Linked DNA regions of Homo sapiens: regions 1, 2, 3, 4 and 6 are each linked to region 5. A link is a contact called in ENCODE Hi-C data. All regions are on one chromosome and are shown on one strand. Each heading gives the region's core, a stretch centred on a gene start or an enhancer-like site at or near the end of the contact. The rest is flanking DNA. Distances are from core to core; before and after follow the strand shown.

Region 1 (4,298 bases), core at 473-2,972, 1.6 Mb before region 5:
TACAGATACACAAAACTTTTTTTTCTTTATATCCTTATTCTATAAGCTTTTTATATCTTAACTTTTTAATTTTTAAACTTTTTTGTTAAAAACAGACACAAACACACACATTAGCCTAGGCTTACAGAGAGTCAGGATCATCAGTGTCACTGTCTTCCACCTCCACATCTTGTCCCATTGGAAGGTCTTCAGGGGCAATAACACACCCGGAGCTGTCATCTCCTATGATGACAATGCTCTTATGGAATACCTCCTGAAAGGCCTGCCTGAGGCTGACAGTTAACTTTTCTTATAAGTAGAAGGAATGCACTCTAAAATAATGATAAAAAGTATAATACAGTAAATATATGAACCAGTAACAGTCGTTTATTATCATTTTGAAGTATTATGTATTGCACATAATCATGTGTGCTACCTTTTTATATGACTGGCAGCATGGTAGGTTTGTTTACACCAGCATCACAACAAACATGTGAGTAATACATTGCGGTACAGTGTTACAATGGCTTTGTCGCTAGGTGATAAGAATTTTTCAGCTCCATTATAATCTTATGGGACTAATGTCATATATGTAGTCCATCGATGATCAAAATGTCATTATGGGGCACATGACTATAAATGTACCTCTTGAGGACTGGCCTTTCTGACAGCTTTTTTTTTTAGTTTTGAGGATCAAACCCTTGGGGCCATTGATTCATTGGATCATTCAGCAAATGATCAAATGGGTAATTTGCGGTACAATCTAAGCAAAGGAAAACCTGAAGATGTCCATTTCTTCAAGGAAGCTCTAATCTGGAACAGCAATAAATTCTCTACGCAAAAGAGAAACACTCAAGGCAGTAAGGTAACAGCTCTGAAAGTGCTAAAAATATGGAGGGGAGCGAGCGATAACTTGTATGGTCACCATTGACCTTGCTGATGCAGAAATAAATCATCTTTACTCTTCATTCTCTTGAATTCTCACCTACCCTGCCACCTCATCCAAAATTTGTTAATTCTATGTGCAAAACATCTTTCAAATCCACCCCTCTCTCTTCATCCTCACTGCCCCCATCCTAGTCCACATCAATGCCAGTCTTCTGATTTTCCTGTCCCTAGTCTGATCTTCTCCCAATGCACTCTGCAGAGTGACCTTTATGAAATGTAGATCTGATTATGCCACGTTCCCACTTTAAAAGCCTCTAGAGGTGTGAACCTCTAGAGTCTTCTAGAATCTGACTTCCATTCTCTGTCCAGCTTTATTTCTTGCTGGACTACTCTATGCTCCAGCCATATTGGTCAAAAATTGTTTTAGTTTCTGGAACCTATGGTGATCCTCTCACCGAGGCCTGCTATTTTCTCTTACTGGAACTCTGTCCCCTCCCCTGGGCACCCTCCCGCCTCTGGCCTAGCGAATTCCTTCCATCTTCCGGTCTCAGTTCCTCCAAGAAACCTTCTCACCTAACCCGTCCGGTCAGGGTACTTTCCTTACCTAACACCCACTCCCTCGTTTACTTCTCTTTGGCTGGACTGAAGTTGGGCAGGGCAGGGGCTAGTCTGCCTTCTTCTGGGCCCAACCCTCCCGGCCGGCACCACAGGCATTACAGGTACTCTGTGCACTCAGGCTGCGCAGACCCGCAGCTTCCTATCCTGTAGCTCACTTTCCTCTGAGGCGGGCTGGAGGCGGAGCTTGTCCGCTGGGGGTGGGGCTCAAAGCTGGGGCGGGGATACGGAGCAAAACTTAAGAGGAAGATGAGAAGCCTGGTTGGCCAGGAGGCTTATCTGTCAGGACAGGGGGCGGGGCCTGGGGGGCCGTACCTTTGCTTACCGCGAGTGGGCGGGGCAGGTTTTACCGCCGCGGCCCATCAGCGAAGATCGCTGAGCGGCGCCCGCCTTGCGGGCCTCCAGGACCCGGCCGCCGCCATCCGGTGGGAAGCCGGGTGGCCTGCGGGTGAGGGGGGCGAGGCGGACGGAGGGCACCACACCCCCCGGGGGGCGGGGCGGGCGGAGAGCACCCTACATCCGGGAGCCGGGGCGGCGCCTGGAGAGCGGAGCAGGCAGCGCTTTCTGCCCGCTGAGTGGGTCAGGCGCCGCCCCCTTGTGGTCTCGGCCTGCGGGCAGCCCTTTGGAGCGCGCGGGAACCGGACGCCCGCCCGAGGAGAGAGGATCCAGGAGACCACTCCGGGCGGGATCCGCGGAGCCTGGGGCCGGGCGGTTGGCCCACATTATAAGAGGGCCTGCGTTGCTTCTACCTCAAAGGCTTTAGGGTGTTTGTTAATTCCCCGCCCCCCAACCTGATGATGCTCCAGGTATTTACAGGCAGGTGCCCCATAGGCTGTTTACTGGGAAGCAGAATTGGTGGACTCCGTTCGGGGATATGAGGAAAGATCCATAAGCAGAGAGAATAAAGCCTTTGCACTTACATTTTACTTCTCTTATCCCTCACCTCTACCACCTTTCCCCTTGACCCCCAATGGGCTGCAGGTCACATCATCTTGTCCTTGATATATTCAGAAAATAGAAGCCCCTCAAACAACTTAGAAGCAGTCCCCGCATGTCACCAAATAATAGACCACAGCTGGCATGTGAATGCTACCAGTTAGAGATGTGTAGTAGTTTGTAATTTCCTCATGAATAGTTCAAACTAGAGATTTCTAAATTATTACTAAATTTTAGTATTAATCTAAATATTGTTAATAGATTTTTGTATTATTACTAAATGCATAATCTTTGGAGCAGAAGTTGTGGGAAAAGAAGATTTGGACAAATACCTGACAAGTTACCCGGTATTTTACTTTCTTTGAAGCAATTAAAGAGGTCTGTGTCTTGTCTTGAATAATTAATTTACTTAGGTTGCTGTTTAAAATGCTTTTAAATTTTCAAAACACATCTGTGAGGAGAGGTCTCCACATCTTCAGTTGAAAACTGGAAGAAGCAAAAGGAATAGAGTGTTTATCTTTGAAAAAAGCACACCTAACTAAAATAATAATAAAAAATATGCAGGTGGATAGAAACTCAACAGCTTTCTTCATAGGGTTTGAAACCATAACTGAAGGAAAGGCTATCTGCCATCTCCACTTTGTCTGCTTCTTCAGTCATCTCTCATTATTCAACTTACCTTCTAGTCAGGTCAAATTACAGTTTCTCCAGACTCATATTGCTTTCATATATCTCTTTGTCTTTGTACATAATACTCCTTTACCTTCCTAATGCTTATTTTACCTTCGAAATTCAGCCAATGTATCAACTCTCCTAGAAAGTTCCATTATCTTTCCTCCAAGTACAGGTCTTTCCACTGTACTACCATCGAGTTCTGGGATGCTTCTCCTTGGTGGCATTTTTTATACCGTGATATAATTCTCTCTTTACTTATTCCTGTATCAAGTTGTTAGGGCAATGCCTTTATCTCAATATTCTGTAAATGTAGCATGGACGGATTGATGATGGACAGACAGGTGGGCGAGGGAATAGCTACAAGGATGGACATATACGTGGGAGAAAAGGGACGGACAAATGTATAAATAGATGTTTTAAGGTTGGGTAGGTGAGTGGATGGAACTAAAGCTTGGAGAGTAAATCTTGATGAAGACTTGTTGGGAAACAAGAAGATCTTGATATGATGAACTCAAGGAGGTTGATGGAAAGGGGTGGGGGATAGTTGAGGATCGGTCATTGAAACCATTATTTCTTTTGGAAAAATATTGAGAAAACATGTACTAAAGTTAATAAATGCTACTTTGTGAGGAAAAGATGATATTAGTTTGATATTCTTAGTATTTAAAGTGTAAAGGACTAACATTTCCCTCTCCTATTTAGTCTCCATTTCTTTCTTAATCTCTAGTGTAAGCATTATTTAAAAGTTATTTGTTATAGTAAATATCTGGACATTCTCATCAGTGTGGTTATTCTTAAAAGTTGTCGGCAGGGTGCTATGGCTCACGCTTGTAATCCCAGCACTTTGGGAGGCCGAGGCAGGTGGATCACGAGGTCAGGAGATCGAGACCATCCTGGCCAACATGGTGAAACCCCGTCTCTACTAAAAATACAAAAATTAGCTGGGCGTGGTGGCGTGCGCCTGTAGTCCCAGCTACTCAAGAGGCTGAGGCAGGAGAATCGCTTGAACCCAGGAGGCGGAGGTTGCAGTGAGCCGAGATCGCGCCACTGCACTCCAGCCTAGGTGACAGAATGAAACTCCGTCTCAAAAAAAAAAAAAAAAAAAAAGTTGTCTAAAGTATTTTATTGTTGTTGCCTAAACTAATTGACTTCTGTGCTTTTGGTCCTTGAAAACACTGTTTTAATAGTTACACTTTTTTCTGTAA
Region 2 (4,194 bases), core at 1,592-4,091, 1.7 Mb after region 5:
AGGAAGCATAGGGCATCCTAGCAGAAGTGTGGGGGATGGTCTAGAGGAATGAGTAAAGCATGGAAACAGGGCAGTTAAGATTCTGTACACCCATGCTCCTTTAAGGCAGTGAGGACTTAAGATATTTTATCTTAGATATGTGGCATCCTTATTAACATCAATTATCAAAATTAAGATATGTGGCATCCTTATTAAAATCAATTACCAAAAAGCATAACACAAAGTCGTTTATAGTTTGCTACATGGAGAAGGGAAGGAAGGAAAGGAAGAATTTGGTTTGAGACGTTCTAATGCTGAGGTATCTGCATGTTAATAACAAAAATATAATAGTATGATGTTAAGTATAGGTTCAGAAACATTTACAAGATATACAACTTGTAGTTTACAAGTATGTATTTTCTGTTGTTTTAACAAAAACCCAGAAATCAATCTCTTACTCACAATACTTCAATCTACACACACACTAGCACATGCACATGACATGGTGGGAAGACCCCCAACCTTTAATAATTCCTACTTGCAGGATTTGACTATACAATCGCACTGCTAAAAAGTGGATGAAATGACTTACTTAGTGTTACTTCATCTTAATATCAATTAAGATACTTCCTTAACAGGAAAACATTTATATTTAAAAACGTATTTGCAAAACTACATTTAATTACCATCTAACAAATCCTTCAAGCAAGAAAAAATCCCACCTTCCAAAAGCAAGTAGCCAAAAAGACACTAATTTAAAACTAAGACTAAAACCTGAAATGTTTTGTCTTGGGGGGAAAGTTAGAAAATCAACTACAAATTAAGACAATGGCTATAGAAATTAGTATCTATTAGTTAACCAGAGATATCATCTATTAGGAAAACACAGAGGAAAACCATTCCAGGGCTCTCTTTGGTCAGTGGCTCAAGTTCCGTTTACCTCTGGCTACCAAATTATAAGCTTGATAAGCAGCCTGCCAGCTGGCGTTAAATGATACTAGTCTCAATTCAATTCTAAAGTCCATGTTTACCTCACGTCCAGACTTAACAAATACAACTACTCTTTCAGTATCTTTAAGACAGAAGTGTCAGCAGGCTTTAGCCTAAAAGTAATCATCAGTATTTTGTTTTTCCTAAATCAATCACTGGTGCTAGAATTATTAAAAGAAAGCATGGCCTGTGGCAGTCTAGTCCATGCTGTACTTATTCATCTGTTAAGAGTGGTACTAGGCTTCCAGAGTTGTCATCTATTAGTAGACAGAAGACCACGACACACTCAACGAACAGCTTGATGCCAAGGTGTTCTAACGCTCCATCACTGCACGCTCCATCACAAAAATGCGCCCTTTTGGACATCTGATTTCTCCTTGAAATGTCAGCTGTCTCAAACCAATAGATATGTCCACTACCTATTGGGGGAAAAAGTAAATGTAGTTCTCAAGTAGTGGTTCAAGTTACCCTAGGTTCAACCCTCAGCCTGATACCTTCCTATCATCAAGAGCTTATAATCAGAGACACTTAACCAAAAGCGTGGAGGGACGGAAAAAGAGCAAATCTTGCCACTGATTTCTTTCATAAAAAAGAAAGAGCGTCCCAGGCCTTCCTCCTCGCGCAGCCAGGCCGGCGCCCACTCCGCAGGCTGCGAGGCGAGGCCCCCAGCACCCGCACACCCCCGCCCCGGATTGGCCAGCCCCGCAGTCACTCAGTACCGACACGTCAGGGCAGCCGCTCCCTCCCTCCTCCCGCCCCCTTCTCCCCGCGCTTGGCAAGAAAAGCGGGCAACGTGGAGCGGGAACAAAGGACCCCGCGGCCCACGGCGATCGGGGACTCCGTGCCACCCTACTCCAGGCCCGGGGCTGGCTGCCCGCCCACACGAGCCGAGTCTCGAGAGCTCTTCCAGAAGAGAATCCCAAACCCCAGGCAAACCCGAGGCGAGGCGTCCGTTCCTGACAGCAAGAACGGGGAGTCCCGCGCCCTCCTTCCGGCGGGTCATCCCCGCCCGCGGCGCCCTAACCCAGGCCCCCCAAAACCCTTCGAACAAAAAACTCTTGTTCCTCCCAGCCTGCCTCACCCGCGCCAGTGTAGCAAAGGGGCTCCAGCCTCCGCGCTCTCCGAGGCGACCGGCGCCCGCTCTCGGCCGCCAACGCAACTTGGCAACCATGGCAGCGCTGGAGCGCGGGCCCAGCGCGGCGCGGGCTTCACGTCCCAGAGGGCGGCGGCGGCCGCTTGGGGCTGCCTCCCCTGATGAGGACACCGCTTCCGCGCCTCCCACCCTCTTCCCATCCGCCGGCGCCATCCCTTCTTCTCGGATTCTAGCCGCGCCGTCTCCCTCATCTGTCGTTCGTAGAACCAGCGCGTATTACCTGGTTCATCTCTGAAGAGATGGAAACATTCATTTCTAGAGCTTCGATGGGAAGCAGGAGGAAGCGGGCGGGAATCGGCCCAACGGAAAGCGCCAGAAGGCGGCGGAAGACGGGAGCGGTCAAGTAGAAGGACGAGGGGCCAGTCCGTGGAGACTGAAAGGAAGGGGGAGCGCCACCGAGAACTCGCGGGAACTCGCTCGCTCGCCGATACAGCCGCGCCGAAGCAGCAGGCGGAGAAACTGCGCCCAGCAGCTCTGAGCGACCGACCTCCACGCGCGACCGGGAGACACTGCCTCCGCCGCCGCCGACCGCTCGCGCCGCACCCCCTCGCACGTCACCACGTGCGCTGCCGCCGCCGACGCCTCCCAGCCCGCTTCCGTCTCGAATCCATCTGCAAATCACAGGCGAGCTCCATAAAGATCCCACTCTAAGCCCCGCCCCACCCGCGGCCCCGCCCACATCCCGCCCCGCCTTCCTCCCTGGTCTACTGGGGTTCCTTCCTTCTCGGTGTAACTAGGTCAGCGCAAGGTGATCCTGAGGAGATAGGCGGCGCTCGGGGGGCGCCCTCGTTCCTCTTATCGCGCCTTTGTCCCTCCCTCCGTTCCTTGCCCCGCACCCTCACTTTCGCCGCCCTGTGCGTTGCCTGTCCCGGAACTGGTTCCCTCAAGCCGCCCTCACCTGTTCTGACTTCCCCTCGAGGCACAATAGCCTGAGAGATCAGACGTGGGAGATTAGATTGCTCGGCGTCAGACCTACTTCTAGGCAACCCCCCCTAGACTGGAGCTGCTCGTCGTGGACATTAGGATCTAGTTGGGCATGAGCCCTTAACTTAAGGGTCGGGGGGGAAGTGGCGGGTGCGGAGAGGAGGCGTGGAGAGTGTGAGGAAGAAGAGAGGCACTCTGAGAAGAAGTCGAACAACTAACCCCTCATTTGGCCTGGTTTGGGTGAGAAGATTGAGTCACTTGGGGAAAAAAATATTGGAGAAGTCAGAGAAGGTGTAAATCAGTGGTGCCACAAACACCAGTTTACTTCCACTTTTCACCCCCCGGGTCTGTTTTGTCTGCGTGCAGCTCTCCTCGTGTCGGAGACGCTGAGTCAGTTCTCTACTGGTCTTGCCCTCTTCCGGAAAAAGAAAACACACCTGAGAAGTGGTAGTTCCTATCCTAACCTACTGGGGCCCTTTATACCAGGTGCCAAACTTCATTATCCACCCCACCACCTTGCCCGGGAGGGAGATCTGTGAAAGCGAAACGTGATTTAAGCTGGGATCTGGCAGCAACTTCGTGGACTCTGAAGGGCACGTGGGAAAGGAGTTTTGATTGAAGGTGAGGGATTTAGTGAGGTAAAATTATATCCAAATTAGAGTTTGGTAAAGGCTTCCAGGTTAATGTCCTGTTAACGCTTATCCTGATTTGTGGAGGACACTTAAGCTGTCTAGGCCTAACCTTGTGTTTGATCACTCACCTTAATTTGTAGACATTCTAGGAGCTCTTTGTCAATGCCTCTTACCATTTTTATCATTAACTATTTATGCTTATAGAAGCAGGAAAAATAAATTGTGGGAGCCTTCATCTGCAATAGGTTTACAACTTTTTTTCTAAAATCTTGAGGCAAGGAGACTTATTCCCCCGCCCCTTTTTTTCTCACAGATTTCTTGTATGTCTCCCTCGCCCCGCCCGCACCCCGTCCCCCCGCCCCCGGACAATTAATTGTAGGAGGAAACAAGAACTAAGATGTCTATTCGAGTGATTTTTTATATCTTTCTTAAGGAGAAAAAGACTGACATTTGACACTGTGCTCTTGTTTTGTCTTGCTGATAATAACTGACAGCAATGTTTACTTTTCTTACAAA
Region 3 (3,910 bases), core at 857-3,356, 1.4 Mb after region 5:
GCTTTTTAATCACATTTAATCCAGATATCCCATAAGTTTTCCGTTTTTCCACTAATTCTCCTGTGAGTCTTTTTTAAGCACTATATTTAACTTTCATCCATAAAGTTCCTGCGCTTTCTACAAATCATCACTTTTCTCAACATCAATTGAATTGCTTAATCTAACCACACATCATGATTTTCAAAGGCATTTTAATTAGAGCAAAAGTTCTAAATTATGAACACCTGTCTTCCTTTAATTGAACTACACATGCACTCGTCATGAAGGAAGAAGGGAGATGCTTCTGCAACTGCACTGTTTCTAGAAAGTGGACTTTCACAAGAAGGGAGAAGCAGAGCTTCCCTGATTATTTTGATTTTGTTGTTGTTGTTGTTTTGTTTTGTTTTGAGACGCAGTCTCGCCGAGACACCCAGGCTGGAGTGTCATGGCGCGATCTCGGCTCACTGCAACCTCTGCTTCCCAGGTTCAAGCGATTCTCCTGCCTCAGCCTCCCGAGTAGCTGGGACTGCAGGCGCGTGCCACGACACCTGGCTAACTTTTTTTTGTATTTTTAGTAAAGACAGTTTCACCATATTGGCCAGGCTGATCTCGAACTCCTGATCTCAAGTGATCCGGTGGCCTTGGGCTCCCAAAGTGCTGAGATTACAGGCGTGAGCTACCACACCCAGCCTTTTTTTCTCCCCCCACATTGGAGGAAGAGTTTAACCTTGAAGGGCTTGTAGAGTCAGATAACTGTCACTTGTTATTTAAAGTTATAGATAGTAGGCAAAAGCTTTCAAGCCACTGAAAAAGAATAATGCTTGTTTTCTTTGATGGATTGTTAGGTAGCATATATAATGTGCTGTATTTAACACCTGTCCTTTTTCTTTCCACCCATCCAAGGCGTCAAAGGCCATCTTAAATCCCGGCTCCTCAGGAAATCATCCCCAAACACACCAGCTGGAATTGATATTTTTCTTTTCCAAATTCCTATGTAAATTCATGTCATTTATTTGGAATTGCTTATAGAGAGTTTCAGAGCGTTAAAGAACTGGAAAGGACCTAGGATTCAATACAATTCTCTCATCTCGCAGACGAAGAAAATGAAGTGCAGAGGAGCTACGCAATCTACGTAAGTCACATAGACACACATTGGAGGCTATGAACCTAGTTTGCCCAATTCCCACTGCAGTCCATTGGTTTATGCCTCTATGCCTTCAGATTTACGGTCTGGTATTGCTGGTTATCTTCTCAAGAGAACATGACATCTCAACAATAGTACATATAGAGATCAGGGAACTTTCAATTCTTCGTTACTTCTTCAGCTCATAATTTATATGCATTAAATGTCGGATAATTTACTGGAGACTAACTGGCTGTGTTTTAGGTAATGATTACATCTATTAATCTATTACTTCGTAAATCCTCAAGTTCAGAAGGTAACACTGGAAGGGGCCAAGGAGGTAGGAATAAAGCAGCAGCAAGGTAAATAGTAAGAGCTGATGACCACAATCAGAATGTTAAGCTAAGTTTAGAGTGGAAGGTCATTTTCCCAGGAGCAATTACACTTGCAGTTTTATCCTGCAAGGATGAAAAGTGTATGTTTGTTGTACGAGAGCGGAAGGGTGCCGAAGTTCATGTGAAGTTCTGCAAACCAAAGCCTGATGAGGATTTCCGCCGGGTGGGACAGGTTTAAGAGGACGAACTCATGAGAAAGAAGTCTGAGCCCAAACCCCAGAAGCCGGCCAGGAAGGTGTAAAGGGTGGGCCGAAGCCAGGGCAGAAGAACCCAAGCAGAAGGTTGAGCACGAGGTGGCTGCGCCGTCATCCGGGCGTTGCCCGGGGGCTACGTCGGACCGCGGTGGGCGCCGGGGGGGCGTGGCCGGCCAGCCCAGGGCGGGGCGGTGGCGCGGGTTCTCCAGGCCAACACGCGGCGGCGCACCCTCCCTCGCGCCGCGGGCCTCCCCGCGCCGTGCACGTCCTCGTCCCGCGCCTCCGCCCCTCGCTCGCTCGCTCCTTCCCGCCCTCCCCGCAGCGCCGGCCGAGCCGGCTTCCCCTCAGTCTCTCATGAATATTGAGCGGCCCCTGTTGTATTTCCCGAGCTCCATTGCGGAAGCTGAGGCTCGCCATATTGTGCGGCGGCGCCGGCGTCCGCGGCAGCTGATACCAGAGTCTTGCTCCGGCCGCGGCCAGCGGAGCCCTGGGCTGGGGCAGGAGCCGGTGAGTGGGGCGGGCGGGGAGGCGAAGGACGCGGAAGCAGCGGGCCGGGACACGCGTCTACTCGGCAGCGTTGCAGGCGACTGACGGGGGCCCCGGAGTGTGGGGGGGGTGTGTGTCCGCGGGGGTGTGAAGGGACATGGCGCCGCCGCCGCCCCCGGCCGCTCTCGCGGCGGAGACGGCGGGTGAAGCGGGTTCTCATTGTTCCCGTGTCTTCGAGGGTCGTGGGAGGGAAGGGAGCTGGTTTGCGGAGGACCCAGTCAGCGAAGCGCCGGGATTCCTTCCTTCGCCGCGAGCCTTTCGCTGCCCTTTCCTCTGCGCGGAGGCCGGCGCTGCGGCGCGGTCCCCTCGCCTCCGGGGGCGGGGGCCCCAGCCTCTCTGCAGCCCTACTCCGGAGGCGGACGGAGTGGAATGCGAGTTTTTTCTCTGGGCTTTCGCCTCGCAGCTAGGGATGTGTGTCTGCATCGTGGGGGTGGGGTAGGGGGCACTTTGTGCAGATATCGCTCCTTCCTTCTGGGGGGTCGGAGTCGGGGTTCCAGTGTAGAGGAGCTCCTCGACCTCGGGGTTCCTCGGGGAGACCCCTTCAGCTTCACACATTCCTGGAGTGCCGCCTCCTGCTCTGGAGTATCTGTTGCTGCTTTCTAAAACCGTGAGCTTACCCAGGAGGAGTCGTGGGGGGAGGGGGTGTCTTGGTTAGTTTCTGCGGGAAGATTCGCGTTTTGAACCGTGTCGTTTACGCTGAGATGCTAGTACCCACTTTTGCCGGGAGCCCACGTCCTGCTGGTCAGAATCGTTTACCTTCTACAGAAGTCTCCTTCTTGCTTTCAGAGATGGTGTTAGTAAAAATTGATCTCAAACTTTGAGGTTCATTCCAGTTATTTGCCCGCTAAGATCAATTATAGACTCATCTATTTGAAGCCCCTTTGGGTATCTTTTTCGAGGCTGTCGGAAGTTTTAGAGAATGTAACTTTACATTGTAAAATGATTTGAAGATGTCAGGTTTCTTTGAAGTGCCGTGAAAAGGATATACATATGCACTCAGTATTTTAGTAATACGCTGTTTTTCAATTAAAAAAATTAAGGCATGGTTTCAGTGTTCTAAACCGAGGATATGTTTAAAACGAATGTACGAGCGATTTGCATTACATAATCTACTTTTGGTAATTCCAAGATGATCAGCTGGAATACTTAGTCTAATTGGTAGCTAATCTATCTGTTTTGTATTAAGTGCAGTTGTTGAATATTCTAATAACTGAGGTGGGTGTGAGAGTTTGCTTCTTATAGTGAAATTTGATCCTTGGATTTATAAAGTATTTAAATAGCAGCAATATGACTCTTGGTTATTCCCTTTTTCCCCTGAAATTTCTACTTTTCACAATCAACAAGTATCTTTAAAAATCTTGATTGTACTCTTAAACTACTTTTTAGCAAAATAATAGGTAGTTATAGGTGACTCCTTTTTCTAGGGGTAGCACAGCAAATATGGTCCCTCACTTTTTGTAAGGATTGTAGTTATTTTCCTCAGGTATCCTTGTGGCATCCACATTTGAGGTTAATTATAGTAGAGGCAGATTTACGAAGAAAAATTGCCCGAGTCAGGCCAATCCGTTTGAGTATTTGAAAAATAAGCTAGTTGTCCTAAAGTGTGTTGCATAGAAAAATTTCCAGTTACAATCACTAACATAATGTAGACCATGCAGACTTTCAAAATACTG
Region 4 (4,173 bases), core at 1,535-4,034, 1.5 Mb after region 5:
TATTGGTTAATTTCCTATATCAGATACTGGTCAAATGAGTTATAATGAGATATAATTTCTATAAACAGGTAAAACTTCTTCATGTTTCATAAAAATCTTTTGCTAGGTCAGACAGCAATATTCCAGAAATGAATCCATGTGTACAAACTAACCTATCTAATTTGTAACCATAAAGGCTTTTGGTTCCAGAGTTCAAAGATCTGTGTATGTAAAACAAGATAAACAGCAATCAATAAAGACGTGCCTATTGAAATTATTCTATTAAATAGCACAAAATAAGAGAAAGGAGCTTGGTTAAGTTAGAAAACTAAAAATCCTGTGGTCTACTACTGAAGAAACTCTTGAAGATCTGTTTAAAAATGCATGATATGCCTATAAACATCTCTGAAATCACCTTCTGGTTTAAGATAGTGCGTATCAGACAATCTGTATGCAAAATACTCAATCTGCTTTTTGTAACACACTATTAATCCAGAAGTCAACAGGCAAACTTCTTGTTAAATTAGATGTCTCCAAGATGCTAGGAGGGTCTTTTACAACTTATTCTATTACTTTTTCCTCAATTTTCAATTCTATTTCAGATAGGCTATCTTCATCTTACCTAGTTATGACTGATTTCAAAGGACTAACTAGATCAACTAAAAATAATGTTTAAAATGTGATTAATATATGTATTAGTTCTAATGCATTTCAGACTTCTCAATCATTACATATTTGTCCTACTAATGCATTTTCAGTTTCCCATATAGTATACCTTCTTCAAATTACATATTTGTAAATTTTGGAATATATAGATAAGTCTTTTCTATGTTTAACATATTTTTGATGGTGAGGAGGTAGAGAATGCATGCATTTCCCAAAGCTGCTGAACCACTTCTGACTAATATAAACAAATACAACTTCGAAGTGAGGTAGGAGGCTACTTAGGAGGGTGGAACCCTCTCAGCTCCCCATGCCTCCCCGATCCCTACCCACTGTAGTTGAAGAAACAACTGGCCTTATTTTGTACCTACAAGCTCTGATCTTATATAATGAGAAGGGGCTTACCTGAAGCATTCTGACTTTTGTCTTTCCTGTGATTAGCCCTACTCTGAAATCTATAACAATTTGTATGTTGTTTCAAAACTGCAAAATAATCCTATCTATAACTATCTAACCTTTTATAAATATTAAACTCAAAACTGGCCTAGAAGTAGAAAAAATAATGAATTAAAGATTATTTTAAGTTCCAATTCAGAAAGCACATAAAGGTCAACTTATGACCACAAACTAAATGTTAAAAGAACTTAAATTATGTCTTTCTTAGACCTTACATTTTAAAATGTTAGAAGATCCTTAAGAAAGTGTTACTCATCAGTCTTTTAAATTCCTATATGGTCCAATAAACCACCACTTAGAAAACATGCAGGCACATTCAGAAGCACAATAATATGGGCCATTAATTCTCAACAGTCTATTTCTGATGGAATGGAGTACAAAACTCAATTGGTATTTATGTATGGGGGAAAACATCCGTAAATTTAGTCGACTCTTTCCTAAACTACTACTCAGCCTCAAAATCTTTTCGGAGGCAAGCTGCTAGCGGGGGAAAAGAAAACTGAAATGAGAAAAACTCATCTCCTTGTGGCTGTCGAAGCAGAAAAGCTAGTTGACAGTAATGGTTTAGAAATGTTGGCAGCTAGGATCTACTACCGTAAACAGGTTGCCTCGGTTACTATGTCACATTTGAAAGAACTTAGTTAACCATGGCAGACTGGACTGCGGGAAACTACCAAATTATGTGTAACTTCCTATTTTTGTACCTTAAAAAGACTCCCTTTTAAGAAAAAGCCCTTAACCTCATTATTTCCTTCTATCTGCAGCATTCCTGCTCTCCGCATATCCCTCACCGTGACATCCTCGAGGCTTATGAAGATGCCGTCTCCCATTCTGTAACCCTGCTTTAGCCGCTACACGGGCCCCTCTTTCCTCCCCACCATTTTCCTAAACCTGCCTTGCCCCATAAAAACCATCCCGGTGAAGGGCCTCCCCTACTTCCCAGCAAGGCGCACTTTCTCTCTTCTGCAGCAGAAAGATCTGGGCCTTCTGCACTTACTGCTTTTAGCCTCCTCAGGGGCAGAGGCTAGGGACGGGGACAGGGCCGGAGCCTGGGCCAGGGCAGGGGCTGGGGCTGGAGCCGAGGCCGGAGTCGGAGCCGAGTCCAGAGCCGAATCCGGGGCCGGAGCTGGGACCCCAGCCGAGTCCCGGGCCGGGGTCGGGACCTGGACCTGGGCCACCTCCACCTCCTCCTTCTCCAGGGGCAGCAGCTCCTCCTCCGCCATATTCTCCATAGTTACCGCCTCCGTGCCAAGCCCGCCCGGGGACCCGGAGCGGGGCTCACGGCGGGGTCAGAGAACTGACGTGAATGCCCACAGGGCTGGATCCAAGGAGTGGGGAAGCAAGTGGGGAGGGCGGGATGCGTGCAACAGACAAAAGATGAAGAACCAGTGACCAAATCCTGTTAGTAGAAAACAGAAAGCCAGAGGCAGCGATTCCAGATGCCCGTCCGCTTCCCTTTCCCCGAGGCGTTACGACGCCACCACAAACTGCGCAGAAGCGTACTGGGGACGGCGTCCAATTGGGTAAGAGGGTTCGGTTTCTACGGTGCGTCTCCGGCCCACCGGCCAACCACCAAACCGAACAAAGACTACAGCACCCAGGATACACTGCGCAGTCTGGGGGCGGGGCCGGAGTTCAAGCCTCGGAGGAAGTAAATGCAAATCTAAGCGAGCGCTGTGGGGCGGTGAGTAGGTAGTGCGGATGCGGGCGCAGAACTACGTTTCCCAGCAGGCATACAGTTGGTGGGGCGGGGTGTGTGTGTGTGTTGGGAGGCGGGGGTCCCTCTCCTTTGGCTTGGGGCTCCGGAGTTGCCACTGCCGCCGGCGCTGGTAAGGTAGGAACTGCGGGGTGCGTTGACGTTTTGCTGGGCAGGTTCCCCCTCGTCCCCCGCCCCAAGTATACTGGCGGGCGGGCGGCCGGCCGGACTGGGGACTCAGGAGTCACACGGACCTGGGCGGGGCGACTCTGTGGGCGGGTCCGGGGACGAGCCAGCTCCGTGGAGGGTGTGGTTCTGGCCCGGCTTGCCTCCGGGGCTGCCCCTTGCCCGGTGTTGGGGTCTGGTCGGTTCGTGCGGAGCCCGCGGGCCCGCGGCGGTTTACTAGCAGCTGACGAGCTTGCCTGTCCATCCAGCTGACTTGGAATTAGGGTCTGTTCTTCATTTCGCACCCTCACCTACACCGTGACCCGAACACTCTTTTCCTTTGTTTTTATTTTTGCTTTAGTCTTCATGTTGCCAGTATCAGCAGTTCTGCGGTGTGGCCAGTGGATAGAAATTAGTTGTTTTGCTCTATTTTGCTTTGTTTTCAGGCTTTTAATAACCAGAGCTCTGAGTGGGTAGAGCTTCGGGGCATTTAATTTTGATGCGTTTCAGATCCCCAAAACATATGCTAGCGAGTCCCCTGTCCCCCGTACTTCTCTCCCCTTCACTCTTAGTGCCTACTTGACATTCGAGCCTTTCTTGTTTCTTTCTTCTGTCCCCCCGCGATAAATCCACTGGGACAGAAAGGAGAAAAACGTGAACTTTCTGGCTGCCCTGCTTGGGCTTGGTCCGAACCTTCTAGGCATCAGGGCAGGAGAGGGAAGCCCAATTTAGTCTCAAGAACAAGACGCGCGCTTCCAGTTAGCTTTTCTTAGTTAATTAAGTTGATAAACGCCAATCTTCTTGGTCTATTTGTTTCCTACTTGTTTCAGAACCCCGGGGAAGAGATAGCATGATTATTTGGCACTTTGAAGCACTAACTGGAAATTAACTCCTCCCCCTATAGTTAAGAAGTATATATCTGGAGGGGTGTGTGTGTGTGTTTAACCTCTCCCCAGTTTAATGGGAACAGATTATCCCTGTGGAGCTTCTGTGAGTTATAGTCCTAAATCCCTTTTACTGATCGTCCCGTACAGCTTTTATCTAGTATTCCTGAATGTGTAGTTGACTCATGGCTCAACAGTCAATTAAAAATGGGATAACACTGACTATAACTTACAGAAATGCTAACTATATCTGTGCATCATCCAATAATTCTTGTTCTCATTTCTTTTTTTTTTTTTTACTGTCGTTCATGATGATTTTTTATTTCTAAA
Region 5 (4,237 bases), core at 205-2,704:
GGCAAAGCACTATCTATATATTGATAAATGTCTAATGCTCTATTTAGGTGCCTTTAAAAAAGGATATTGTTGCCATTAAATATTTTCACTCTCATATTTCCCCACTATAACAGGACATTGTTGAGAGTCTTCCTTATGAATACACCCAAGAATTAGAAATGCATACAAATTCAGTGTCTGAGATTTTCTAAAACTACAGCTTCGGTTTTTTTGCAACATTTACATTTTTCTAAAAAAGATGTAATGCAAATGCGAAGCCAAAGTTATGAATATTCAAATATGCAAAAACAGAAACCGGGAACTGACTGCCATATTTTAACTAAAATGGAAACAATTTTAGGATTACAAAAATGATTCTGCTTTATACGAATGACTCATCTTCTATCTTATTCATTGGGGTTTATTTTAAATATTTCCAAGGATTCTCCACACGCATTCCCCGTTGTTTTTTCTATTGTCCTTTTCTTAGCAGGTAAAAGGCTCCAAGCTTCCTTCTAGGAGTTTTGTATTTTTTGTATTCATTCCCCTCCCCCAGTTAACAAATTCTGTACAATGTATATTTTGCCAAATCCCCTTCTTCTTCTTCTTTTTTTTTTTTTTTTAAAAAGGCCAATGGGCTGAAAGCACAGGGACCCTCAATTTTCGAACAGTCCCATCTCCCCCCGCCCCCCGGTAAGGAATAAACTACCTTAACGCTACCAATAACAAAAACACAACAAAAAACAAAACCACTAAGGAAAGATGCAGGTTCCCCACAATCAGAAATTTCTGGAGCTAATGTGACCCCAGGAAATCAGAGTTCTAGGAAGAAAAACTAAGGCGCTCGGCACCAGCCTTCCCCACCAGCCGGGGCCGCCTTCCCCAGCGCCGCGAGGGCGCGGCCGGCGGGACCAGTTCCCGAGGCAGGCAGGCACTCGGGTGCAACCTGAGGAATCTGGGGGCGTGGAAGGCGCGCGGGGGAGGGCAGGCTTCCAAGAGTGGGACCCTCGCGTCTCCTGCCGACTGGGTAGGAAACGGGGGCTTCCCCCTTGCCCTCTCAGAGCGGGCGATCCCAAAGAGACAGGTTAAGCCGCAGGTTGAGAGGGCAGCTCCGCGCCGGTGCCCCGCGGATCCTGCAGGCTCCCGGGTCCCAGGAGAAGGGCGGGCTGGGCTGGGCTGGGGTGGGGAGGGCGGTGAATGCAAGGATATTGCCGCAGGCAGGAGTCCACCTCGCCCTCGTCGGGCCCGGCCTGGCCGTCGCCCCCATCTTCTTCGTCCACGAACTTGTTCTCGTCATATTCATCCACGTCCACCTTCCGGAAGCGGGCCGACGACACTGTGTTCTTCGACATCCCAATCCCGACCAGCGGCAAAGGCCTCTTCTTGGCGCTGCCTCTACCTCAGCAAGCCCAGCCCAGCAACCCACTACCCGGCGCCTGATTCACTTCCCTCTTCCGCTCTGAGGCGTCGCCGACTGCCGCGGCTCGGACCGTTCTGGGCCTGCGCGCTAGCCCCGTTTCTTCCTCCTCAGGTTCGCGCTCCCTTGGCGCCTCCCACGCTGCCCCTGCTCTTCCACGGAGAGCGCGCGCGAGGGAAGGAGCGCGCAGGACACAGCGCGCAGGCGCGGGCTCTCCGCAGGCAAGGGGCGGGGCTGGGCGAAGGAGGCGGGGGCGAGAGGGAGGGCCAAAAGCTGGACCGCGGGCAGAGGTAAGAAGCGATTGGTCGTCCGATTGCGTCACGTGATTCTCGGTGGGGGGGTTCCCATAGAAACGCTTTTCTGCGGTCCAGTCTAGGGGGTCTCAGATTGGCGGGGATGGGCAGCAGCGGCAGGTGGCCTTGGCTTTTGCTGCAGCCGTCAACGACCTATCATCGGGGTCCTGCGTAAGGTCCGGCTGGCTGGGACTTGGCTGTGGGTGGGATGGACTGGCTGCCGGACCGAGTGCCCTGCAGTTGGTAGGAGTATGAGGCAGAGTGATGCACACCCGGGCGCCCAGCATCGTTCTAATTGCCGGAGACATTGCCTCAGACTGTGCGCTGCTAGAGGCTGCGTTCCTGAGCAGGAAGCCCGTTTCCTGGGATTGGAACTACCCTTCTTGGCCAGCGGGAAGTCCCCAAGGACGGAGTCGAAAGGTCAAATCTTATCTGTCAGTGCTGTGTGACAGCATCGCAACGGGATCTGCAGAACCTGAACTCGGTATCAAATCTATTGGGAGGGAGGGGAACGTGTCCGGGCAGGCGCTGGGGTCGGGTGGCAAAACTGGGGTGAATTTGTAGAATTTGGGAAAGGGTCATTGACATCTTAAAATAGGTGGTCGTTTGGAGCAAGAATGCTCGAAAGGGGTGAGGGTAGGTTAGGCTCTCTAGTGCTGGGGGAAAACAAAATGTGGAAGGATTGGTGGAAACCAGACCTTTAAGATTTATATTATGATTTGAGATTTATATGATTCCATCTAGGCCAGATTTAAAAAAATATTTGACATCCCCATTTCTGGAATGTAGGAGATAAAGGCACTAAGACGAAGGAAATGGTAGTTGTGCTGTGTGTATTACACTGAAGAACAAATATTTGCAGGATAAAATTAATTTGGACATTTGGCTGGACACTGCTCGGTATGGGTCCAGTTTAGTTGGACCTCGAGCAGAAGACTGGCTGTTGCCCTGTTGTGTACCACAATCTTTGGTTTCCAGTGCTGTGTTGAAAAGAGCACTAGGCTTAGAATCAGAAAACTCAGGCTTAAGTGTTGACTCTTCCACTCATAATGTTTGAACGAGACATGTCACTTAAAATTCTGTCTCAGATTCCTCATCACTGAAATGGAGCTAATAATGTGCACTTTACAAGATTGTTCTTAGGATTATATATCACGAAAGTGTTTCCAAGCTCTAAAATTCTACATAAATGTAAAATGCATGTTGCTTGTACCATTGGTTTTGGGACTAGTCTTATAAATTTCTTAATGATATATGGTGTTTTATCTCCTTCCTAGAAGAGATGGAAAGATTCTGAAGGGCAGAAACAGTTTTTCTTTTGTATCTTCCTTCCATATGACAAAAAGCTAAGCATGCAGAAGGGACTCGATACATGCTTGATGAATGAATGAAATGTGAAAGACCGTACAGTTTGAGAATCATACTGAGAATAATAAATCAGAAGAGGGAGAGAGATCTCAAAATTAAATATTTGTTGGATATATACATGTAAATACATATGTCCAGTCTTCTTTAAGTTCAAAAAAATACATATATAATGTGTGTATATTTATCTATGCAGTATATTATATATAAATAGAGAGTGGGAGAGAGACCTCGAGAATGGAATACATCCCTTTTTCTTGGGAAGAAGCAATGTGGTGTTTTTCTGTTCCCAATTAAACCACTCTTCTATAAGTATATCATTTAGGTGATAGAAGTAACATTGTTTAAATTAACATTCAAGTTATGAACACACACTGGTAAAAATTCTCTTAGGAATGCCTTAAGACAGCAAAGGAAAAATTTTTACCTGTTGGCAATATTTATTTTAAAAAGCCATATACCAAAGTATAAAATCATTACTATGGTGAATGGCGTTATATAACTTAGAATAAAGATTTTACAATTTTTTTTCAGTTTCAGTCTTTGCTAACTTTAGTAGATGCTAATCAGTATACTTTAGCTGTTAAAGGTGATTGTACTTTTTCTTCTTTTAAATCAAGATTTTTCTTTGAAGAGAAAATCGAACATTAGAGGCACTATTGACAGCAAATGGAAACAGGGATTCAAGAGCTAATATATCTCTTCTCTTACATTTCTATTCTTTTGTATTGCCTTATTTAGGAAATTTTTTATTTTCTTATTTGAGAACTATGAAAGAATCCCAGAGTAGAAATCAGCTTAAGGGAATAGTGAAAGAAATTTAAATAATCGATTGCTCAAGGGTATAATTATTTTGATTGCTCAGAATTTTGCTCTATATGTTTAATGTGTTAAATGTAATTAACTGCCAGCCAAATAATGCTTATTGCATTTAAGATGTGAAAAATGTCCTTTTCTAATGCAGTATTTTTTATTGTCTCACAATGATCTAAGTGCCTAGTACATAATAGGTACTCAACGTGTTTCTAGTCAATGATTTAATGATCTGACAAGTTAATTTTGGACGAACATTCAGAAATTGAGTATTTTTTAGTGGGCACATAAATTACTTCTCTACCTTATTAGGTAGTTAAATCTTTATAAAGCTTTAAGAGAAATTTTTGTGTGTATGTGGAGAAATCTG
Region 6 (3,907 bases), core at 1,113-3,612, 1.0 Mb before region 5:
AGTGTAAATTGGGATTCTCTGGCAACAGAGCAGCAGTATGAAGAAGGAACAATGTTCTCAGTCTTCTGACATTCCACCTGGCAACGAAGAGAGGTGCTTTGTAATTTTACAATAGGGAGAAAACACTTGAATCAGAGAAATTAATTATATTAGCATTTTTTCTAAATACATATATTTATTTCTTATAAAACTTTTAAATTACAGAATATTATAAATATATGTAAATTCAAAATAAGAAAATTATTTCTCTAGTCCCAATGCCCAGAAACAGCCAATGTTAATATTTTAGTGTATTTCTATATATTTTTTAAGACATTTGGAATTATACTCTGTAAGTAACTGTATCCTACTTCCTTTCATTTAATACCATACTATAAGTCATTTCCTGTGTTATTGCAAAGTCTTGTAAAACATTTTTCATGACTATGTAATATGAAATCATACAGTTGTTTCATTTCTCTATTACTGAGTGGTTTTCAAAAATAAGTTTTAAAGGGTTTTTTAAAATTAAAAATTTAAAAAATCTAAATGATGTTGCAGCAAATTCAGCTTATTTTAGTTTATTTTCTTTCGATAGATCTTATGATAGATTTCATATGATAGACTTCAAAGAATTTAATGACTATTCAAAAGATATGATTGTATTTAGGATTCTTAACCTATATTAACAAATTGCTTTCAATGTCATATAAATATATTCTTACCAGAGATAGGTGGCTTCCAAAAAAAAAAAAAAAAGACCATGAAAATATGCACATCAATTATTTATCAATAAAAAAAGAAGAACCCTCATTCAATAAGAAAAATATATTTCTTGGCTTTTTTTCCCTTTGCATTTCTTATGTCACCAGGAAGGTTGATCACTGTGTTTGCTGACTCTGTGCATGTCCTCTTTGTACAACCCTGTGCCCCTATTTAAAGTACAGACAATATCTGACTTATGTTTTTTGACTTTGATTTATGATTTTTTGACTTTGCAGTGGTGGAAAAGCAATAAACATTCAGTAGAAACCACACTTCAAGTACACATACAACCATTCTGTTTTTTATTTCAGCATAGCATTCGATAAATACATGAGACATTTAACACTTTATTATAAAATAAGCTTTGAGCTAGATGATTTTGCCCAACTGTAGCCTAATGTAAGTGTTCTGAGCACATTTAAGGTAAGCTAGGATAAGCTATGACGTTCAGTAGATTAGGTGTATTAAATGTGCTTTTGACCTACAATATTTTCAATTTAGGATGGGTTTATCTGTATGTAACCCCATCATAAGTCAAGGAGTATCTGCAGTAGTGAAAAGAGCTTGTACTCTGACCTTAGGGAGATCTAAGTTTGAGCTTGTGGCTGTGTAATTTTTTACTATTACTTCCTGTAACCTTGGATTGTTGAATCTCAATTTTCTATTTCCTGAAATGGAGACAAAAATAAATACAGTCATGTGTGTAAAGTACATTAAAGTATGGAGTGTTGCAAATATTAGCCACTCAATGAATGTTAGAGCTAATTATATCCCGTTATGAAAAAATAAATTGCTTAGTGAATTCTATTCTCCCTACACATGTGCATATAGCTACTACACGAATAGGCAACTGGCAGCTATCAATTTCGTCCAACTGTCAATCAGATCTGAGAATTACAGATCCAGTTCAATCATCAGACAGCCCGAAACTGTTACCTGAATATTTAAATAACTGCATCTGCTATAGAATTCACGAAGCAACCCTTTTTCAGCAATCTCACCACTCTGACAGTTTCAAAGCCTCAGAGGTTAATTGATTAGCCTCTTAGAAGTTTAATTAATTGTGCAACACATACACGATCACCAGGCAATGAAATCTTTGAACCAAAGTGTTTGTGTAGACCGTCCCCATTACAATCAGATGTGAGGTGGGCTGGTATAAACAAAGGAGCCGGGAAGGAGAGGAAATATCAAGGAAGCCCTGAGTGACGCATCAGAGTAGAGAAGAGACGAGCCTGCGGAAGTACTCCAACAGACAATCCTGCTTTCAATTTCACTTTCTCTGTGCGACCTGAGTAAGTCGCAAAGAGATGCCTGAGAAACTGAGGACATGGATAAATGACGTGTGGACTCTGACAGAACTCTGGAAGGGCACTGGAGGAAGATCCTTCCGGGCAGCCAAGGGCTGGGAGCTCCCCTCCCACTTCCCAAGTCCTCCAGCCCCTGGCCTCTCCAGTCTCCAAAGCCCAAGAATTCTTCAGGATCGACTTATCGAGGTTTTCTAGCTTTCCTCCTTCTGCCTGCCTTACCTGCTCAACTCAGACGTCTCAATTATTCCTTTGGCAGCCGCAAAGCCTGGAAGACTGCTTGCAGCCCGAGCAGTTTCCTCCTGCTGCGTCACTGAGTCAGCAGGGCGGAGCCAAGAAAGGAGTGAGGAGTGTGGGAGGGAAAGCAGCCACAGGCTCACTCTGGCACCAGGAGCAAAGCTTCTACTTGCACACCTTCTGGAGGAAAGCAATAGCCACTTTCTGTCTGCTGATGAGGAATGTGATGCCCGGGGTCATGTCACTCACCTCTCAGTCTTGCAGCCTTTCAGGTGGCAGCAGCCAACTGCATCCATCACTCTTGCATCCTTTCTTTGTCATTGCAAATTCTGGTCTTCTTGGAAGAAAGGAATGGAAAGTAAACACATATTGAGCACCTATTGTGTTCCAGACACAATGCTTTACATGCAGCATGGTCCCAGTTAACCCCTGACAATCTTGTTGATTATGAAACGCAGGCTCATAGAAGCTAAGTAAGCCCAAAGCCCAAGCCCTGTCACCTTTCTCAGCTCACTCAACTCACAGCTCTGAGGCAGTGCGGCCTTCTCAGAAGGGTACCGGACTGGCAGTCTGGAGACCTGATCCTACAGCCAGCTCTGTGGCTGCTTAGCTGAGTGACCTCAGGCATGTGATTTAACCATGTAGGGCCTCAGTTCTCTCCTATAACTTGGTTTTGAAGGTTCCTTTCTGCTCTACAAGTTCTGTTCTTGACTATCTTCCTAGCAATGAGCTGTGTACTGTGTACTTAGTGCTGTAGTGGAAAGTATTTCCATCCCCAAAGAATACCCAGTCTTGCTGGGGAGACAAAGCCCTGGGACTTGTGAACAACAAGTAGTGCATGGTCACTTGACGACCACCTGTGTCACACCATCCAGACCCGGGGCCTCTACCACCCCTTATACACCAGGGATTCCCAGGCCTCGCTCTCTAACCCCAGCCTCTCTGCTGAGCTTTAGACCTACAAATCTTGAATATGTGTCAAATGGAAATACTCATCTTTTCCTAAATCTGCCCCTCCTCCCACTTATTCCATCTCCACAGATGGCACCATCACCCGGAGGCCACCCCTCATCCTCATCCCAACACCAAGTCTCTTGCTTTCATCTACAAAGGGATGACCATTCGAGTCCTTGTCATCATTTATAGCAAGAAATTGATGACTTGCTTCCTAGCCCTTCATCCATTGTTCCACCCTGCATCATTGACCCACCATCATTTTCAGGACAAAGTTCAAAAATCCTTAACCCATTATTCATTTAATTAATACTTGTTGGACAGGCGTGGTGGCTCACACCTGTAATCCCAGCACTTTGGGAGGCCAAGGCAGGCAGATCACCTGAGTTCAGGAGTTCAAGACCAGCCTGGCCAACATGGTGAAACCGCGTCTCTACTAAAAATACAAAAAGTAGCCAGGTGTGGTGTTGTGCACCTGTAATCCCAGCTACTCGGGAGGCTGAGGCAGGAGAATTGCTCGAACCCGGGAGGTGGAGGTTGAAGTGAGCCAACATAGTACCACTACACTCCAGCCTGGATGACAGAGCAAGACTCCGTCTCAAAAAAAAAAAAAAAACTTATTGAGCACTGACTATGTTACCAGTGACTATTCTGCATATCTGGCA

The links. Hi-C counts contacts between places; a loop is a spot of excess contacts on that map. Pooled maps may share reads with other maps.
Region 1: a map of tibial artery shows a loop between it and region 5 (27-fold over the local background). The contact joins the enhancer-like site here to the promoter of ARPC5 in region 5. A Hi-C loop is called at or near these places in 5 of 168 maps with a recorded cell type or tissue (B cell, CD4-positive, alpha-beta T cell, CD8-positive, alpha-beta T cell and 2 more) and 9 of 50 pooled maps.
Region 2: a map of naive thymus-derived CD4-positive, alpha-beta T cell shows a loop between it and region 5 (8-fold over the local background). The contact joins the promoter of CBSLR here to the promoter of ARPC5 in region 5. A Hi-C loop is called at or near these places in 2 of 168 maps with a recorded cell type or tissue (CD8-positive, alpha-beta T cell and naive thymus-derived CD4-positive, alpha-beta T cell), 2 of 37 single-sample maps with no recorded cell type and 18 of 50 pooled maps.
Region 3: a loop to region 5 is called in a map of CD8-positive, alpha-beta T cell, with 6 times the contacts of the local background. The contact joins the promoter of RNF2 here to the promoter of ARPC5 in region 5. A Hi-C loop is called at or near these places in 4 of 168 maps with a recorded cell type or tissue (CD4-positive, alpha-beta T cell, CD8-positive, alpha-beta T cell and naive thymus-derived CD4-positive, alpha-beta T cell) and 9 of 50 pooled maps.
Region 4: a map of CD8-positive, alpha-beta T cell shows a loop between it and region 5 (8-fold over the local background). The contact joins the promoter of SWT1 here to the promoter of ARPC5 in region 5. A Hi-C loop is called at or near these places in 7 of 168 maps with a recorded cell type or tissue (CD4-positive, alpha-beta T cell, CD4-positive, alpha-beta memory T cell, CD8-positive, alpha-beta T cell and 2 more), 6 of 37 single-sample maps with no recorded cell type and 23 of 50 pooled maps.
Region 6: a map of CD8-positive, alpha-beta T cell shows a loop between it and region 5 (6-fold over the local background). The contact joins the promoter of RNASEL here to the promoter of ARPC5 in region 5. A Hi-C loop is called at or near these places in 2 of 168 maps with a recorded cell type or tissue (CD8-positive, alpha-beta T cell and psoas muscle) and 5 of 50 pooled maps.

What each region holds. Positions count from the first base shown.
Region 1 is chr1:182,028,014-182,032,311 of GRCh38, forward strand. No RefSeq gene overlaps it. Among named protein-coding and RNA genes, the nearest start is that of ZNF648, 32 kb to the right of the region's middle. RefSeq lists a silencer at 1,715-2,104. Within about 2 kb of position 1,723, at least 30 of the 41 ENCODE cell types and tissues checked have a DNase peak (open chromatin) inside an H3K27ac peak, as active enhancers do; they include B cell, CD8-positive, alpha-beta T cell and tibial artery, where a contact is called at or near this core.
Region 2 is chr1:185,314,611-185,318,804 of GRCh38, forward strand. It overlaps CBSLR (CBS mRNA stabilizing lncRNA), which reads left to right and starts at 2,842. Exons shown (of 4, transcript XR_007066771.1): 1 at 2,842-3,667. IVNS1ABP (influenza virus NS1A binding protein) reads right to left here and starts at 2,633. Exons shown (of 15, transcript NM_006469.5): 1 at 2,343-2,633. RefSeq lists enhancers at 1,959-2,572, 3,222-3,321, 3,572-3,651 and silencers at 2,062-2,121, 2,582-2,891.
Region 3 is chr1:185,043,452-185,047,361 of GRCh38, forward strand. RNF2 (ring finger protein 2) reads left to right here and starts at 2,107. Exons shown (of 7, transcript NM_007212.4): 1 at 2,107-2,198. RefSeq lists a silencer at 1,737-1,996.
Region 4 is chr1:185,154,383-185,158,555 of GRCh38, forward strand. SWT1 (SWT1 RNA endoribonuclease homolog) reads left to right here and starts at 2,785. Exons shown (of 19, transcript NM_017673.7): 1 at 2,785-2,932. TRMT1L (tRNA methyltransferase 1L) reads right to left here and starts at 2,571. Exons shown (of 15, transcript NM_030934.5): 1 at 2,096-2,571. The coding sequence starts at 2,330. RefSeq lists enhancers at 1,659-2,564, 2,408-2,517 and silencers at 2,068-2,317, 3,058-3,177.
Region 5 is chr1:183,634,329-183,638,565 of GRCh38, forward strand. ARPC5 (actin related protein 2/3 complex subunit 5) reads right to left here and starts at 1,455. Exons shown (of 4, transcript NM_005717.4): 1 at 1,189-1,455. The coding sequence starts at 1,331. It also overlaps a transcript of RGL1 not described here. RefSeq lists enhancers at 651-1,151, 1,149-1,428 and silencers at 739-957, 909-968, 1,049-1,098, 1,579-1,738.
Region 6 is chr1:182,586,894-182,590,800 of GRCh38, forward strand. It overlaps RNASEL (ribonuclease L), which reads right to left and starts at 2,363. Exons shown (of 7, transcript NM_021133.4): 1 at 2,274-2,363; 2 at 1-77. RefSeq lists an enhancer at 2,079-2,238.